2 separate regions of the Homo sapiens genome follow, and region 1 is linked to region 2. Evidence: chromatin loops called from intact Hi-C (ENCODE). Cell type or tissue: Caco-2. All regions are shown on one strand. Each heading gives the region's core, and the rest is flanking DNA. Links, peaks and the distances in the headings are about the cores only.

Region 1 (9,027 bases), core at 602-8,601, 260 kb before region 2:
ACTTTTGCTGCTTCAACCCATAATCTTCCATTCAATATTGTACTGAAAGTTGTGGCTAAAGTAAAAGTTAAAATAAGGTTTAAGCACATATTAAAGGACCAGCAGCTATAGTCTGGAACTTCAGGCTTGAGTTTATCCTTTCACTGCCATTCTCACTCTTTCTGATTAAAGAAAAGGCACAAGTGTACTCATCTGAAAGTCAGATGTTTGAGGAAGGGACTATCATCTCTATAAAAAATGGACTGACTTTCGCAGAAGACAAGGAGTGATAAGTCTCAGTTCTGAGCCTTGGGTTCCTCCAGTGAAGGCAAATTGAACGACACCGTCTAACGTCTTTACGATTCTATGAAGACTAGACTCTAAGGTAGGTGGGCTTCAGTCCAAACTACAGTTCCTTGATAGAAATAATCAGAGGACAGCCTGCAAGATCCTCCACGTACATGCAGCCTCCACAATTCTTTGGTTGAAAAAATTAGCACCACGTGCTGTAAACATTGAAATCTGTATTGCAAAACTGCCATTCGGGAGAGTTGTCCAGTCAACTCCAGTACCTCTGCTCAGGGAACACACCACACTTCTACAAAGCTGATTTCAGTGCTACCACAAAGGGGCTAGGAAATAAAAAATGCTACAGAAAAGAGTAAACATATGATACCAAGTAGGTAAAAGGAAAGGAAGTGCAGGAGTGGGTTCTGAAGACATGAATGTTGAAAGGCCAAAGGAGTTTGCTGAACTCTTGCTAGGTTTCCCCAGGAGAGCCCTGATCTCCAGGAAATAGACCTGTTTGCCCATGTGCCCACCCTTGCTGAGGCCCTCCACCTTGCAACAGTATCCAGCCCTTCAGAGCCAAGCCCTGAGATTTTCTTTCCGTCTGTCATCTAAGCAAATTTCTCACAAGTGCTTGTAAGTATATTTCTGGATTGCTTTATTCAGCTTGCTCATTGACAAGGGATTTGTAGTAATTTCTTACAGCAGCAGTAAAAAATGAATACAGATTTTAAAAATATAGAATATTTGTGTGACATTACATAGGATAGGTGAGGTGTTAAATAGAAATCTAAAAGCCTAAAGGGAAAAGAGTGACACATTTAACTTATTAAAAATAGAGAAAATAATTGTGAAACAACGTTGGCAAAGGGTTAATATTCCTCATATGCAAAAGCTCCTATACATTAATAAGAACAAAAACAAACTTTTTTTTTTCATTCTAAAAAATAGGCAAAGTAGCCAGGCATGGTGGCTCACACCTGTAATCTCAGCACGTTGGGAGGCTGAGGCAGGAGGATCACATGAGCCCAGGAGTTTGAGACCAGCTTAGGCAACACTGTGAGACCCAGTCTCTACCAAAAAAAAAAAAAAAAAAAGAAAAAAATAGCTGGGTGTGGTGGCTCACGCCTGTAGTCCCAGCTACTCAGGATGCTGAAGTGGGAGGATAAATTGAGCCTGGGATGTCAAGGCTACAATGAGCCATGATCGCTCCACTGCACTCCAGCCTGGGTGACAGAGTGAGATCCCATCTCAAAAACAAACAAACAAAAAAAAGCAAAGCAAGTAAATAGAAGAAATATTTGATAATTTGTTACAGCAGCAATGGAATAGGAATACAAATTTTTAAATACCAAAGCGGTTTACAGAAGAAATATAAATTACAAAAATCATAGAGAACAATGTTCAACCTTGGTACATGTTAGGAAAATTAAAATTCAACTAATGGGAAATATTTAGCCCTTAAGCAAAAAAAAAAAAGATCAATATCCTGGCCAGGTGTGGTGGCTCACGCCTGTAATCCCAGCACTTAGAAGGCCGAGGCAGGTGGATCACCTGAGGTCAGGAGTTTGAGACCAGCCTGACAGACATGCTGAAACCCTGTCTCTATTAAAAATACAAAAATTAGCCAGGTGTGGCGGTGAGCACCTGTAATCCCATCTACTCTGGAGGCTGAGGCAGGAGAATCACTTGAACTGGAGAGGTGGAGGTTGCAGTGAGCTGAGATTACACCACTGCACTCCAGCCTGGGCAACAAGAGCAAAACTCCATCTTAAATAAATAAATAAATAAATAATCAATATCACATTGGAAAAAGTATGGGGAAATCACCTATCTATCTCTCTAGGAAGATGTCAATTACTATAGCATTTTTGAAGGTAATCTGGAAATACTACATTTTAAAATGGAACATATACTTTAACCAAGCAATCTTAAAAGTCTAAAGAAAAAATGAATTCATATGTAAGGGTGTACATGCAAGGATATTTATTTCAGCACTGCTTATTAAAGAAAAACAATTTAAATATTTATTGATAGAGCAATGCATTCAAATTATTAACTATTTTAGATCTATTAAAAATGAATTCACATCATAAGAAAACAACAGATCTGAATCTAGGAAAGCTTTAATTTTTTAATTAAAACCAAAATAAATACAGATGCAAAAATCTTCGACAAAATACTGGCAAATAGAATCCAGCAACATATAAAAAGGATTAAAAACCATGACAAATAAATTTACCTCAGGAATGGAAGATTGGTTCAACATATAACTAACTAATGTAATTCCCCATATTTATAGAATAAAGGACAAAAACAATATAATCATCTCAACAGACATATAAAAAGCATTTGACAAAATCTAACAGTCTTTCATGATTATATATATATATATATATATATATACACACACACCAAACTAGGAATAGACAGGACCTTCCTCAACTTGATAAACAGCATCTATGAAAACCCACAACAAACATACTTAACAGCGAAAGACTGAACACTTACCCTGCTAAGATCAGGAACAAGTCAGGGAGGCTTACTCTTGCTACTTCTATTCAATATTGTTCTGAAAGTTGTAGCTAGAGTAACTTGGAAATAAAATTAAGTAAAAGCATCCTCATGCTTTAGAGAGCAGTCAGGAGCCCTGCTCCATGAGAAAACTTGTTCATAAAGGATCTTCGGGATGTTGATTTTCTGGCTGGAAACCTGTGTGACCAAAAGCGCCTTTGCCCAAGTTCTTGGCCAAGAAGAATGAGGTACGCAGACAAGTGAAGGGTGCACAGATGAGCTTTAAATGTTAGAACAGCTCAAAGGAGTCCTGCAGTGGGTAGGTCCTCTCTATGGGCAGGTCACCCTCAAGTGTTCAGCTCTCAGAAGAGAGGAGGTCCTGGAGAAGGTTACTCCTCTCTGCAGCTGATAGTCCCAACGTCTCTGCAGGTCTCTGAAGCTCTCAGCAGAGAGGGTAGCTCCTCTCTGCAGCTGGTTTTCCAGACCATAGTCTCTCCCTTCTCGCATTCTCTGCCCTCCTTTGGCTAAGCCTGGGGCTTTTATGGACCTCAGAAGGAAGGAAGTGCATGCTCATTGGTCCATGGGCAGCCATGAGTGGGCCTGGAAGAGGCGTCACAAATCCTCACTCAGGTCTCGGGACTGGCAGCCTGGCCCCTAGCCTTCAAGTCCTCCCTGGCCTGAAGGTGGGGCCTTACTGGGGATCTGCCTGCTTCTGCCCAGGAGCCTGTCTCCCTCCCTCAGCCGTCCATGGCACCCAGGCTGCTGGCACCAAAGGGCACCTGCAGGCCAGCACTCAGCTGCCCTCATCTTATCCCCCAGAGAGGGCTGAGCCAGCAAGGAGCTGGCAAGTCACCACTGCCCCAAGCATGCGCCCACCTGGTCGGGCTGTGACAGCCCCCAGGCTTGGCCCTAACCCCGCTCCAAGATTGTAGCAGGTACGGGAGCAGGAAGACATGAGGCAGCAGGAGCAGGCAACTCCGAGCCTGCAAGGGCAGGGGGGCCTTCCCAGGCCCCCCAAGCTGCAAGGATGCCTGCATCTGCAGCCACAGTTTGGTTGGCTGCAACTGCGCCTCGCCTGGGGAGCGGGACTCCTGCCAGCTCTCTAAAGCAGAAGGCCTGGATCCACAGCCACAGCTTGGGTGGCTGAAGCCCTGCCCAGGAGGGTGGGGCTCCTGTGCATGCCCAAGTCCCAAAAGCATGGGATGCCCAGGTTGCAAATGCCACTTAGGTGGCTGCAGTTGCACCTGGGAAGGTCCCGCCCCACCAACTTGGAAGGGGCAGGGCTCCTGCTTGTACCTGGCTCCCACCAGCTCCATGGAGCATGGCACACGGCTGTGCCCCCTTGCAGCCTGGGGGTTGGGGGTTGCTCTGGGTCCTCACTGGGCCTGGGTGGGCATCTGGGACAGGGGTGATGAGGCCAGGAGCTCCCCCTGTGGCTCCAGTGCTCAAGGGTGGCCTGGAGCTCCCCTTCACCAAGCCCACGGCCTGGTCCCATTGTGGTGGCCCCTAGGGTGGCGGGCTGCGGGAGGCGGGGGCAGGCTGTCTGCCACCTCCCCTTGGCCACACCAGATGGCCCACCACTGCCATCAAATGTTCATAGCAGCATTAGTCACAATGGCCAAATGTTCATCATGTGATGAATGAATAACCAAAATGTAATAGATCCATACAATGAAAGATTATTTGACCATAAAAAGGAACAAAGTACTGATACATGCAATAACATGGAAGAACCTTGAAAACATGCTAAGTAAAAATTCAGACACAAAAGTCCATATATTTTATAATTCCATTTATATGAAATGCCTAGAATGAGGTAATCTATACAGACAAAAAAGTTAGTAGTTGCCAGTAACGGGAGGAAAGACAATTCGAGAGTGACTGGTAATAGACACAGGGTTTCTATTTCGGATGATAAACATGTTCTGGAATTAGATAAGGTAGATGGTTGCACACCTCGTGAATATACTAAAAACTGCTGAGTTATAAACTTTAAAAGAGTAAATAAATTTCATGTTATGTCAATTATATCTCAATAAAAATGGGAAAATGAATTAAACCATCTTTACTCACCTGGAAATATATCCCTGACTTACTACAATATGAAAGAAATACCAGCACAGAAAAGTATGGAAGGATTATCAAGCCATTAATATTGATTACCTCAGTAAGATCAAGTACAAAAGGAAAGTAAGAAATAATGTTTTCTGACTGGGCATGGTGGCTCACGTGTGTAATGCCAAGAGTTTGGAAGACTGAGGTGAGAGGATTGCTTGAGCCCAGGAGTTTGAGACCAGCCAGGGCAACATGGCTCATAAGGTTAGGCTTCGTGTTCCCACTCAAATCTCATCTTGAATTGTGATCCCCAGGTGTTTAGGGAGAGACCTGGTGGGAAATGATTGAATTATTGGGATGGTTTCCCCCATGGTGTTCTTGTGTTAGCAAGTGAATTCTCACGAGATCTGATGGTTTTATAAATGGTGGTTTTTTCCTGCGCTGACACATCCTCTCTCTCTCACCTGCCACCATGTAAGACGTGTCTGCTTCCCCTTCTGCCATGATTGTAAGTTTCCTGAGGCTTCCCCAGGCATGTGGAACTGTGAGTCAATTAAACCTCTTCCCTTTATAAATTACCCAGTCTCGGGAAGTTCTTTATAGTAGTGTGAAAATGGACTAATACAATGGGAAAACGCATCTCTACAAAAATATTTTAAAAATTAGCATTGTGGCATGCACCTGTGGTCATAGCTACTTAGGAGGCTCAAGAGCAAAGATTGCCTGAGCCCTGGAGGTCAAGGCTACAGTGAGACATGATTGCACCACTGCACTCCAGCCTGGGTGGCAGAGTGAGACCCTGTCTCAAAAAAAAAAAAAGTTTTCTTATAGACTTCAATATTGCTCAGCTTGCTATGAACAGGCATTTAATGGTTTACAAGAACAAGTAAAAGCACACACACACACTATTAAAAAGTGAGTATAAAATCGTGGCATTTAGCAAGTTTGAAACATTAAGCAAATCACTTGGCTACTCCAGGCTTCAGTTTTCTTCTGCAAAAAAATGATTGGTTGGACTGGATGGCAACAAGGATGCTGAGAGAGACTTCAAACAACCCCAACTACCAGGGAGCGAATAAGAAACAGCTGGGAGAAAGGAGAAGCTAGGAGTGTATGTTTCGAAAAACTCTCCAGAGGATTGATTCTCTTTTAATATCCTGCTCCCCCCATCCCCTCTACCTATAATAATCCCTGATACGAACCCTTATGGTTTTAAAAAAAACTCTTCTAAATATTCTCTATGACTCCTTCACTTGAAAGTCGAAGCTCCTATAATAATGCGTTAGCCTTATTTTCTAACATCTGATGAAGCAGAAAGACAGTAGGTTTTGCAATCATCACAAGCGTCAAGATCCTGGCTTGACCACTGTGTTATTCAGCTATTATTGTATAACAAGCCACCTCAAAACTCAGTTGCTTAAGACAATCTGAGGGCCCCAGGAGTCCTTTGTAAGAATAGTTTCCAGAAAGACAAGGCAGGAGACGGATTACACAGTGAAAAATGAATAGTGATGAGGACTTGTAGTCAGTGGGGTCTGGAGTGAAGAAAAGAAGAGAACAGTAGCTGGTCAGAGAAACAAAGTTAAAGGAAGGATGTGCGTGGTTAGTTAGCTTTTATTTGTAAACGAGGAGAGACTTAGGTATTTGGTAGATCCAAGAGACAGTTCTAATCTAGAAGTAGCAATTGAAGATACAGGAGAAGGTATAATCAGTGTAACAATGTTCTGTAGAAGATGACATAAATGAGAACTGAAAGCACAACTAAAGGATTTAACCTTAGAAACTAGTAGAAATATGACTTCATTTGAGATAAAAGATGAGAAAAATACAATGAATGAATGTAAGGCTAAGTGTAGGAATGGAGAAGAGGGTCACGAGAAAACTCATGTTTGGAAGGGCCTCTGTTCTTTCAGAAAGAGAAGGAATGAATAGTCTTCAGAGAGTGAAAGGCCAGAAGGATGGAGGATGGTTTGGAACTGGAGGAGAGGAGGACAGGGTTTAGAACAGGAAAGATGCCTTAAGAAGTCTTTGTGGAGATGCCCATCAACAGTAAGCAGTTTCCATTAGCAAAGATGGGACACAAGGAGCAGTGTCAAGAAAATGAATAACAAAGACTTAATGAGGATTTCAATATCATCACAGTAGGTCAGACACCAAGGAGGAGAGAAGAATCTTCTAAAGAATATGCAACAGGGGAGTTAGAGGCACTTACAACTTGAGAATTACGAAGAAATGTGGCATGGCTTTGTATCCTAGGCCTATAAAATGGGAGCTAGAATAAGCAGCACAAGGCCTGGGACTCTGTGTTGATCACAAACATTTATTAAGCACTTGCTGGATTCCCCCACATGAAGCTAAGCCTCTGATAAGCATTATTTCATTTTGTTATCATAGTAATACTTTATAAGATATTGTTATTCTTGGCCAGGTGCGGTGGCTCACAGCTGTGATCTCAGCACTTTGGGAGGCCGAGGTGGGCAGATCATGAGGTCAGGAGATTGAGACCATCCTGGCTAACAAGGTGAAACCCCGTCTCTACTAAAAATACAAAAATTAGCCAGGTGTGGTAGTGGGCCCCTGTAGTCTGAGCTACTCGGGAGGCTGAGGCAGGAGAATGGCGTGAACCCAGGAGGCGGAGCTTGCAGTGAGCCAAGATTGCGCCACTGCACTCCAGCCTGGGCAGCAGAGCGAGACTCCATCTCAAAAAAAAAAAAAAAATTGTTATTCTCGTTTTACCAATAGGGAAACTGAGCTTTAAAGAGATTATTTTCTCAAGGTCACTGTGGCAGATATTTTCTGAAGATGACTGCAATCATTTCTCTCATCTTCTACTATGTGGCCGTACAAGTCCGTCTCAAAGAGTACAGTTTAATTCCCTATCCTTGAATCTGGATGGGGTTGTCTATGCGTTGACCAAGAGAATGTGACCAAAAATATCTTTATGTGGCTGCCAAGGCTTTGTCATAAAGTTCTGCGCATCTACCTGGTTCTGTTGGAACTCTACCTCTGGCAGAAGACCACCATGTAAGAATTTTGACAGTCCAAAGGCTGCCATGCCGGAACATCACCTGAACATGGCTGAGCTCCGAGCCAACAGCCAGCATCAACTGCCATCCATGTAAGTAAGCCAGCTTGGTCTCACATCTGGCTCAATCTAGTCAAGATTTCAGATGACTGAAGCCCAACCCGACATCTGGCTGTAACCACATGAGAGACTGCCCAGCTCAGCGCTTCCTGAAATACCCACAAAATCGTGAGCAGAATGAAATGATTGTTGCTTTACAACAAGTTTTGGGGTAATGTATTATGCAGCAATTGTAATCAAAATAGCCTCACAACATCACAGAACAACAGAGCAAGGATTCAAATGCAAGCTTGCCTGACTCTGGAGCCCATATTTCTCTTTGTAGATTATCGTTCACATTTCTCTTCTTAAATCTCCTGCGTCTAGCCCAGTTTTTACCTCGGAGCATACGCTGAACAAACATGTTACTTACTTCTTAGGTAGATGTCTTCTTCTCACCTCTCATTATTCTGTTCCCTAGAAAATTTACATGGCATAATGGATCATTGTCCAAAATTGGGAAAACATAGCATTGGTTATTAAAACTGTTATCATGTCATTGCCAAATAAATCTTCATACAATCAACCACTCACATCCTATTCTTTTATGTGTTGGCAAGTCAAAAAACCTTGAATTCCTGAGACTTTGAGGAAAATACTGTGTCTTTCTTATATAGATGTTAACCAGAAATTACTTGAGTCTTCATATTTCTTTCTTGGATTTTTTGCTAGGCATATTAAATTTAAGGAGACCGAAATCACAATAGACACTGAAAGCATGACCTCTTATGATTAGAAGAATCATAACTAGTGTTGAAAGGTTGAATTTGCACAGAACCCAGATTTTTCAAAAATTATTTTATGAGTACATGTGCAGGCTTGTTAATATTGTGTGATGCTGAGGTTTGGGGTATGAATAATCCTGCCACCCAGGTAGTGAGTATAGTACCCAACAGGTAATATTTCTTTTTCTCTTTCCTTTTTGTGGGTACATAATAGGTGTATATGTTTATGTAGTACATGAGGTATTTTGAGACAAGCATGCAATGCATAATAATCACACCAGAGTAAATGGAGTATCCATCACCTTAAGCATTTATCTTTTGTGTTACAAACAATCCAATTAT
Region 2 (9,027 bases), core at 772-8,771:
TATTTATTGCCTTCTGCTAGCTTTTGAATGTGTTTGCTCTTGCTTCTCTAGTTCTTTTAATTGTGATGTTAGGGTGTCAATTTTAGATCTTTCCTGCTTTCTCTTGTGGGCATTTAGTGCATAAATTTACTTCTACACACTGCTTTAAATGTGTCCCAGAGATTCTGGTATGTCATGTCTTTGTTCTCGTTGGTTTCAAAGAACATCTTTATTTCTGCCTTCATTTCCTTATTTACCCAGTAGTAATTCAGGAGCAGGTTGTTCAGTTTCCATGTAGTTGAGTAGTTTTGAGTGAGTTTCTTAATCCTGAGTTCTAATTTGATTGCACTGTGGTCTGAGAGACAGTTTGTTATAATTTCTGTTCTTTTACATTTGCTGAGGAGAGCTTTACTTCCAACCATGTGGTCAATTTTGGAATGAGTGCAATGTGGTGCTGAGAAGAATGTATATTCTGTTGATTTGGGATGGAGAGTTCTGTAGATGTCTATTAGGTCTGCTTGGTGTAGAGCTGAGTTCAAGTCCTGGATATTTTTATTAACTTTCTGCCTCGTTGATCTGTCTAATGTTGACAGTAGGGTGTTAAAGTCTCCCAATATTATTGTTTGGGAGTCTAAGTCTCTTTATAGGTCTCTAAGGACTTGCTTTATGAATCTGGGTGCTCCTGTATTGGGTGCATATATATTTAGGATAGTTAGCACTTCTTGTTGAATTGATCCCTTTACCATTATGTAATGGCCTTCTTTGTCTCTTTTGATCTTTGTTGGTTTAAAGTCTCTTTTATCAGAGACTAGGATTGCAACCCCTGCTTTTTTTTGTTTTCCATTTGCTTGGTAGATCTTCCTCCATCCCTTTATTTTGAGCCTATGTGTGTCTCTGCATGTGAGATGGGTCTCCTGAATACAGCACACTGATGGGTCTTGATTTATCTGATTTGCTAGTCTGTGTCTTTTAATTGGGGCATTTAGCCCATTTACATTTAAGGCTAATATTCTTATGTGTGAATTTGATCCTGTCATTATGATATTAGCTGGTTATTTTGCTCGTTAGTTGATGCAGTTTCTTCCTAGCCTCGATGGTCTTTACAATTTGGCATGTTTTTGCAGTGGCTGGTACCAGTTGTTCCTTTCCATGTTTAGTGCTTCCTTCAGGAGCTCTTGTAAGGCAGGCCTACTGGTGACAAAAATCTCTCAGCATTTGCTTGTCTGTAAAGGATTTTATTTCTCCTTCACTTATGAAGCTTAGTTTGGCTGGATATGAAATTCTGGGTTGAAAATTCTTTTCTTTAAGAATGTTGAATATTGGCCCCCACTCTCGTCTGGCTTGTAGAGTTTCTGCAGAGAGATCCACTATTGGTCGGATGGGCTTCCCTTTGTACGTAACCTGACCTTTCTCTCTGGCTGCGCTTGACATTTTTTTCTTCATTTCAACCTTGGTGAATCTGACAATTATGTGTCTTGGGGTTGCTCTTCACGAGGAGTATCTTTGTGGCATTCTCTGTGTTTCCTGAATTTGAATGTTGGCCTGCCCTGCTAGGTTGGGGAAGTTCTCCTGGATAATATCCTGCAGAGTGTTTTCCAACTTGGTTCCATTCTCCCCGTCACTTTCAGGTACACCAATCAAAAGTAGATTTGGTCTTTTCACATAGTCCCATATTTCTTGGAGGCTTTGTTTGTCTCTTTACTCTTTTTTCTCTAAACTTCTCTTCTTGCTTCATTTCATTCATTTGATCTTCAATCACTGACCCCCTTCTTCCACTTGATCGAATCGGCTACTGAAGCTTGTGCATGTGTCACGTAGTTCTCGTGCCATGGTTTTCAGCTCCATCAGGTCATTTAAGGTCTCCTCTATGCTGTTTATTCTAGTTAGCCATTTGTCTAATCTTTTTTCTAGGTTTTTAGCTTCTTTGTGATGGGTTCGAACATCCTCCTTTAGCTGGGAGAAGTTTGTCATTACCGATTTTCTGAAGCCTAATTCTGTCAACTCATCAAAGTCATTCCCCATCCAGCTTTGTTCCGTTGCTGGCGAGGCGCTGTGATCCTTTGGTGTAGATGAGGCACTCTGATTTTTAGAATTTTCAGCTTTTCTGCTCTGGTTTCTCCCCATCTTTGTGATTTTATCTACCTTTGGTCTTTGATGATGGTGACCTACAGATGGGGTTTTGGTGTGGATGTCTTTTTTGTTGATGTTGATGCTATTCCTTTCTGTTTGTTAGTTTTCCTCCTAACAGTCAGGACCCTCAGCTGCAGGTCTGTTGGAGTTCGCTGGAGGTCCACTCCAGACCTTGTTTGCCTGGGTATCACCAGCAGAGGCTGCAGAACAGCAAAGATTGCAGAACAGTAAATGTTGCTGCCTGATCCTTCCTCTGGAAGCTTTGTCTCAGAGGGGCACCTGGCTGTATGAGGTGTCAGTTGGCCCCCACTGGGAGGTGCCTCCCAGTTAGGCTACTGAGGGGTCAGGGACCCACTTGAGGAGGCAGTCTGTCCGTTCTCAGATCTCAAACTCCATGCTGGGACAACCACTACTCTCTTCAAAGCTGTCAGACAGGGATGTTTAAGTCTGCAGAAGTTTCTGCTGCCTTTTGTTCAGCTATGCCCTGCCCCCAGAGGTGGAGTCTACAGAGGCAGGCAGGCCTCGTTGAGCTGTGGTGGGCTCCACCCAGTTCGAGCTTCCTGGCCACTTTGTTTACCTCATCAAGCCTCAGCAATGGTGGACACCCCTCCCCCAGCCTTGCTGCTGCCTCGCAGTTTGATCTTGGACTGCTGTGCTAGCAGTGAGCAAGGCTCCATGGGTGTCGGACCCGCCGAGCCATGCGCGGGATATAATCTCCTGGTCTGCCATTTGCTAAGACCACTGGAAAAGCACAGTATTAGGGTGGGAATGTCCCGATTTTCCAGGTACCATCTGTCACAGCTTCCCTTGGCTAGGAAAGGGAATTCCCCGACCCCTTGTGCTTCCCGGGTGAGGCGATGCCCCACCCTGCTTTGGCTCACACTCCGTGGCTGCACCCACTGTCCAACAAGTCCCAGTGAGATGAACCCAGTGCCTCAGTTGGAAATGCAGAAATCACCCATCTTCTGTGTCACTCATGCTGGGAGCTGTAGACTGGAGCTGCTTCTATTCTTGGAACCCAAGCCATTTCTTTTCTAACAGAAAAACGACTTGAAGGGCCAGTCTGGCAAGCTTTGATATGCAAATGCTGGCTATTAGAAATTGTCCACCCAATATGGCAACTCCTGCCTTCTTCTTCCTGTCCCGGTGTGTGCCACGTGTCATGGCTGCCTCCGGATAACACCATGTGTTCAGAACATCATGGCAACCTGCATTTGCATATTAAAGGGCTAAGGTGGGTGGACCAGGTGTTTTGCAGGCTACATAAATGACACACCTGGTCAAACCAATCCCCTGGGCCCTATGCAAACCAGACACTGCCCCCTGCAGCATCCCAATATAAGCAACCACTTTTCTGCCACACACCAAGTTTCTGTTTGTTCTAATCCCCCCTCCCTCTGTCTCTGTATGGGGGAGCTGTTTTCTTCTTCCTTCCTTCTTGCCTAATAAACTCTCCACTCCTTAAAACCATTACATGTGTGTCTGTGTCATTTTATCTAAACTGGTGCGAGACCAAGGACCCTGGTGTTCCTCCAGTCATCGGAGCCGTATCATTTTGGTGCATTGGCCAGGAATTCATTCATCGGAGCGGTGAGTATGGAGCAAATCTCAATCTCAGATCTGTCCTTTAATCTCAAGGCTGTCTGCCGGCTATCCTGTTGCAAAACCTTCCTTCTTTCCTGGTTTCTCTGTCTGCGATCTCTTACTTTCTGTGTGTTGAATGTGTGGGAATTTTTACAGCCTAGAGAAGTAATCCTGTTAGGCAAGATCAGGAAATGCTGTAGACCTGGGATATAGCTCAGGAAAATGCCATTGCAACCTTCTAGGAACAGAGTTCTCCCCTTTTCCACCTCCAACAGTGAGATTACCGGCTAGTAATCCTCTGGCGAGCCCAAGGTATTTCTAAGCCAACAGCGCCGCCTAGTGGAAATAGAAATCCTCTTCATAGGACATATTGCTGGTCCTTTGCTGTACACTGCAATCTCCTTTCACACCACTAAAAATCAGGCTCTAGGCTACTTGTGTAAACAGGAGAGCTCTGTTTTCAACAGTTAGGAGTAAGATGTCTTCTGTGGCCAAATTTTAGTCTCAATGCGTCCCATCAGCAGGGAAAACGGCCATTCGGTTCCTATGTATTTTTAAGGCACCTACTCTGTCTCCAAGACAGTACTTAATTAGTAAGGGGATTTTAAGTACGGAAGTTAACCAGAACCATTTTTCTAGGAGTAAATGCTTTAGCACGGGGCATAATAGCAGGCAATCTAGCACACTACCTCCATTAAAGGAGCCTTGCTCAAAGACGACACAGTCTCTCTGGAGATACGTTTTTTGGGGAGCCAGGCAGATCACACAGGTTTAGGAAGTCAAAGGGAAATCACAGAAGGTGGATGACCTAAGGTTGCGCAGTAAAGCACGGTTAGTCCCATCACTTAGTTTATCCAGTTCCATGGCTTGGAGGACCATGTCTTCAACCATGGGCGGCATATTTAACTTGGTGGCAGAACCCAGGAACCAGGGAGGGAAAACAGTCGAACACTCCCTGTCTTTTCCTCCACCCTAGGTCATACGGAAAGGAAGGAGACTAAGAGGATGCTTTTATTCTCACTTCTTTTTCTAGATGGGTAACAGATTTTCTTCAGCTTGCACCCCTCTGGAGTGCACTCTACAGCACTGGAACACTTCCTTAACCTAAGGACTTTAAAGAGAAAAGCAACTCATTTTCTTTTATACAAGGGCATGGCATTTTTACTAAACCTTTGCCAAGCACTGTAAGATCAACCCAGCTCTTTTAGCAATCATATTGGGCAGTCCCAGGGAAAACAGTTCCCCAAAAGTTAAAGAAGCAACTTCCAGGGAACCATTTGAGGATCCCCCTTATTTGGGCCCCCTTCAAGTTCCCGTCTCATAACAAAACCTTAGGCAAATAAAAGATGACTTAGGCCAATTTTCTAACAACCATGATTGGTACATAAAAGCTTTCCAAAATTTAACTCAGGTATTTCACCTCACATGCAGGGATGTTACTCTCCTCCTAAACCAGACCCTCACTGCAGTTGAAGAGCAGGTAGCTCTGTAAGCAGCAGATAATTTCAGAGATGAGCAATATATCTCCTATAATACACCAAAAGGGAAGAAAGCAGGTAGGGAAAGTGAAAAAATATCAGAAACACCATTCCCAATAGGGAGGGAAGCAGTTTCAGTAAATAACCCTAACTGGAACACCAATAAGCTCAGGAAACAAATGGAAAAGGAAGCATTTTTTTTTTTTTTTTTTTTTTTTTTGAGAGAGTCTCGCTCTGTTGCCCAGGCTGGAGTGCAATGGCACAATCTCGGCTCACTACAAGCTCCGCCTCCCAGGTTCAAGCGATTCTCCTGCCTCAGCCTCCTGAGTAGCTGGGACTACAGGCACCTGCCACCACACCTGGCTAATTTTTGTATTTTTAGTTTACAAAAGAGTAGTTTCTTCTCTCTCCGACTGGAATATTACCGTGATGACTATAGCTTCAGCCTTCATCAGCAACCGTGAGGAAAAGACAGAGGCCTTGGGTCTAATATCTTTGAGACACTGAATTGACACCAATGCTTTCATTCGACTTCTCATTTTGTGAGAAAAATATTTAAAGAAGTATCTGGAGAAGTCCACTGTTAACGTGTTTTCTGTTACATGCAGGAAAACATAAAACTCTAATTGATACTAGGTAGATATAGAGAATGCACAGACATATATATTTTCCCCCCAGAAGGCAGAGCGTGAGCAAGCTAAATATAGCTAGGTATTAGGTCAGTATGATGAAAAATGTAATGATGGAGCTTTACAAAAACTGAATGGGCTGGCTAAAAACATAGCGACTCCTGTACTAGCCTCTCAAGTAGCTGGGACTACAGGCGCATGCCACCACACCCAGCTAATTTTTGTATTTTTAGTATACAAAAGAGTAGTTTCTTCTCTCTCCAACTGGAATATTACCATTATGGCTATAGCTTCGGCCTTCATCAGCAACCATGAGGAAAAGACAGAGGCCTTGGGTCTAATGTCTTTGAGACACTGAATTAACACCAACGTTTTGATTCAACTTCTCATTTTGTGAGAAAAATATTTAAAGAAATGTTTGGAGAAGTCCACTGTTCGTGTGGGCAGGGCAACACGCCAGCTACACTAAATGAGATCTGCCTAGGAAGCAGTGGAAAAAAATTATGTGAACTCCTAAGGGTTATTCCTTTAAACTCTAAGATGCTATGGCTGAACTTTTTTTAGAGTAATTGTATTTGCCTATTTCATGTTATGAGAGGAATTTGCCCTAAGGAAGTAGAACTATTTTAGCTCAGAATGGTAATATTTCTTCTAAAACTTATTAGGAAACTAGAAGGAATGTTTTGTGGATGTAGTTTTCCTAAAGGTCATGCAGAACTTCCAGGTATTAACAGATTTTGAAAGATGAATAATAGCCATTTTAGTGGTTATTTATTTTTTTGACATGGAGTCACCCAGGCTGGAGGGCAGTGGCACAATCTCGGCTCACTGCAACCTCCGCCTCCTGGGTTCAAGTGATTCTCCTGCTTCAGCCTCCTGAGTAGCTGGGATTACAGGCACCTGCCACCACACCCAACTAATTTTTGTATTTTTAGTAGAGATGGGGTTTCGCCATCTTGGCCAGGCTAGTCTTGATCTCCTGACCTCACGTGATCCACCTGCCTTGGCCTCCCAAAGGGCTGGGATTACAGGTGTGAGCCACTGTGTCCAGCTCATATCATTTTCAAAGGACTTGTGTAGCATACAGAATGGTTTCTAAATAATATCATCCATAATATTAGTTGATAGTCCATAATTCTAAATCCAGCATTTTTCAAAGCATTACCAATGAACAGGAACTTTTAAGATAAAGCTAAATATAGAAAAATAAGAAAAGTGAATTACTATAAATTACTATTCATATTATAATTTGAAATTTTGTTAATATTGTCTAAGACAAATCATCCTTTTGGGATAGTTTTTTTCACACTGTTCAAACTACCCTTCATCCTATAACGGCAGACATGACCTAATGATTCTCATTTTTAATCAACAGTGTTGTCAGACATTTCAATGATTCTGAACATAATATTATGACATTCAGGGCCAGAGAGCAAGCATTCTCTACTTGCTCTCAGCTGAAAGCAAAGAGGTTCTCAAGAGCTGTCAGCCTTTCTCCTTTATGTTCTGAAAGCCTCCTAAACTTGTCAGTTTACTTCCATTACACTTTTATTGAAAACAATGAAAGAAAAAAGTTACTACAGCGTTTATACTTTTAAAGTGAATGTCTTTTCTAATAAGGTAGAAATATCACAGAACCATTGAATGTTGGAATCAGAAGCATGTTTGGGATATCATCAAGTACAATAGCCACATCCTGACTATGAGGAAAGCTGGAGGGGCTAAAGGACCTCTCAAAGCTACACATGTAGAGTCAGCAGCAGAGCAGAGCTTAAAGCAGCAAGGGACTCTTACGGCCATCAGTAATCACACTCTTGCTTAACATGCAAATGAATAAAGCTATTTTTATAAAATCCTCCCCATATATTGGCAGTAACTCTAAATTCTAGTCATTTTTTAACCATTAGAGAATAACATTAGAAGCATCAGTAGTTAATGGTAATAATAATTTCCGTTTTATATGGGGTTTTATGGTTCACAAATATATTTTATAAAATAAGTTTCTAATATTTCATTTTCTTATATTGAGGGCTTTTAAAAGAACCAAAAACCTATTTTATGAAAATTTCATATTTAAAATTATAGTTGAGAATAATGGAAGATTTTTCCCATTATCTTTGCTCTCCTAGATAGTAACCAGATAAATGACTTCCCAGAGAAATGCATAGTCATATAAGATAAAACGTCTTTTTCTCTCCATTTTACTCAGAGTTTGATGATGAACTATGACTGGATATTGAAATAATCATTCTTTTATCCTTTGTAGTAAGGCTTACTTTGTCCAGTGGCAACATGATCAGACAAGCAGCTCTCAGATGACATGTGACAATATTAAATTCAATCTTAGCAAGCAGCTTCTCAATTTCACACTTGTGGTAGCTGGATTAACCCAATTATTTTTTGGAGGTTAAGGGAAACTTTTACATTTGCAGAATACCATCCTTCAGAAACCAGAAAGTAGGATTTCGTTAACTCAAAGAATTTTATGGAGATGGAAAGATCAGTTGGTATTTATTAAATTTTAGCACAGAATCAGATGGAGGGTTTAGGAAGAAGTAGATATGATTACCTAATAATTCACTTTGAGTTCTTCACTTTGATCCTCAAAAATGTGTGAAACTTGGGACTTTTACTTAGCATACCTTTCGGGTAAAATATTTTCATTGTACCAGTTCCAGGCTCTTGGTTCTAGCACAAAACCGCTGCTACACACACATACACATACACACACACACACACACACACATATATAGATATATATACAAATATATATATATGCTACCTATATATACACCTGCTACATGTGTGTATATATATTTACACATGCACATATCAGGTGTGTATAAATGTAGCATGTATATATACATACACACATGCACACAGGCACACACATACTTGTTACATATATAATTACACATGCACATATCAGGTGTATATAAATGTAGCATGTATATATACATACACACATGCACACAGGCACACACATACTTGTTACATATAGTCAGGTGCTGCATGATGACATTTTGCTCAAGAACAGATCACATATATGAGGGTGGTTCCATAGATTATGATGGAGCTGGAAAACTCTTATAACCTAGTGGCATTGTTGTCATTGTGACATTGTAGTGCAATTACTTAATTTTTAAAACAAATTTAGTGTAACCTAAGTGTACAGTATTTATAAGGCCTACAGTAATGCATAGTAATGTCCTAGGCCTTCACATTTG

The links. Peaks named below come from ENCODE experiments on the same cell type or tissue, not always from the same donor. Only the 100,000 strongest peaks of a DNase experiment are listed, where the experiment ranks them.
Region 1: it touches region 2 in a loop (5-fold over the local background); 2 of 110 quality-filtered maps call a loop at or near these places.

The regions. Positions count from the first base shown.
Region 1 is chr3:172,407,504-172,416,530 of GRCh38, forward strand. No RefSeq gene overlaps it. Among named protein-coding and RNA genes, the nearest start is that of GHSR, 36 kb to the right of the region's middle. In Caco-2, for the core only: no CTCF peak of the experiment used is centred there; no DNase peak of the experiment used is centred there.
Region 2 is chr3:172,662,984-172,672,010 of GRCh38, forward strand. All of the region lies in intron 1 of NCEH1 (neutral cholesterol ester hydrolase 1), which reads right to left. LOC124909457 (a long non-coding RNA gene) reads left to right here and starts at 3,476. Exons shown (of 2, transcript XR_007096170.1): 1 at 3,476-3,699. In Caco-2, for the core only: CTCF peaks have their summits at 4,041 (motif pointing left) and 4,244; a DNase peak (open chromatin) is centred at 4,028.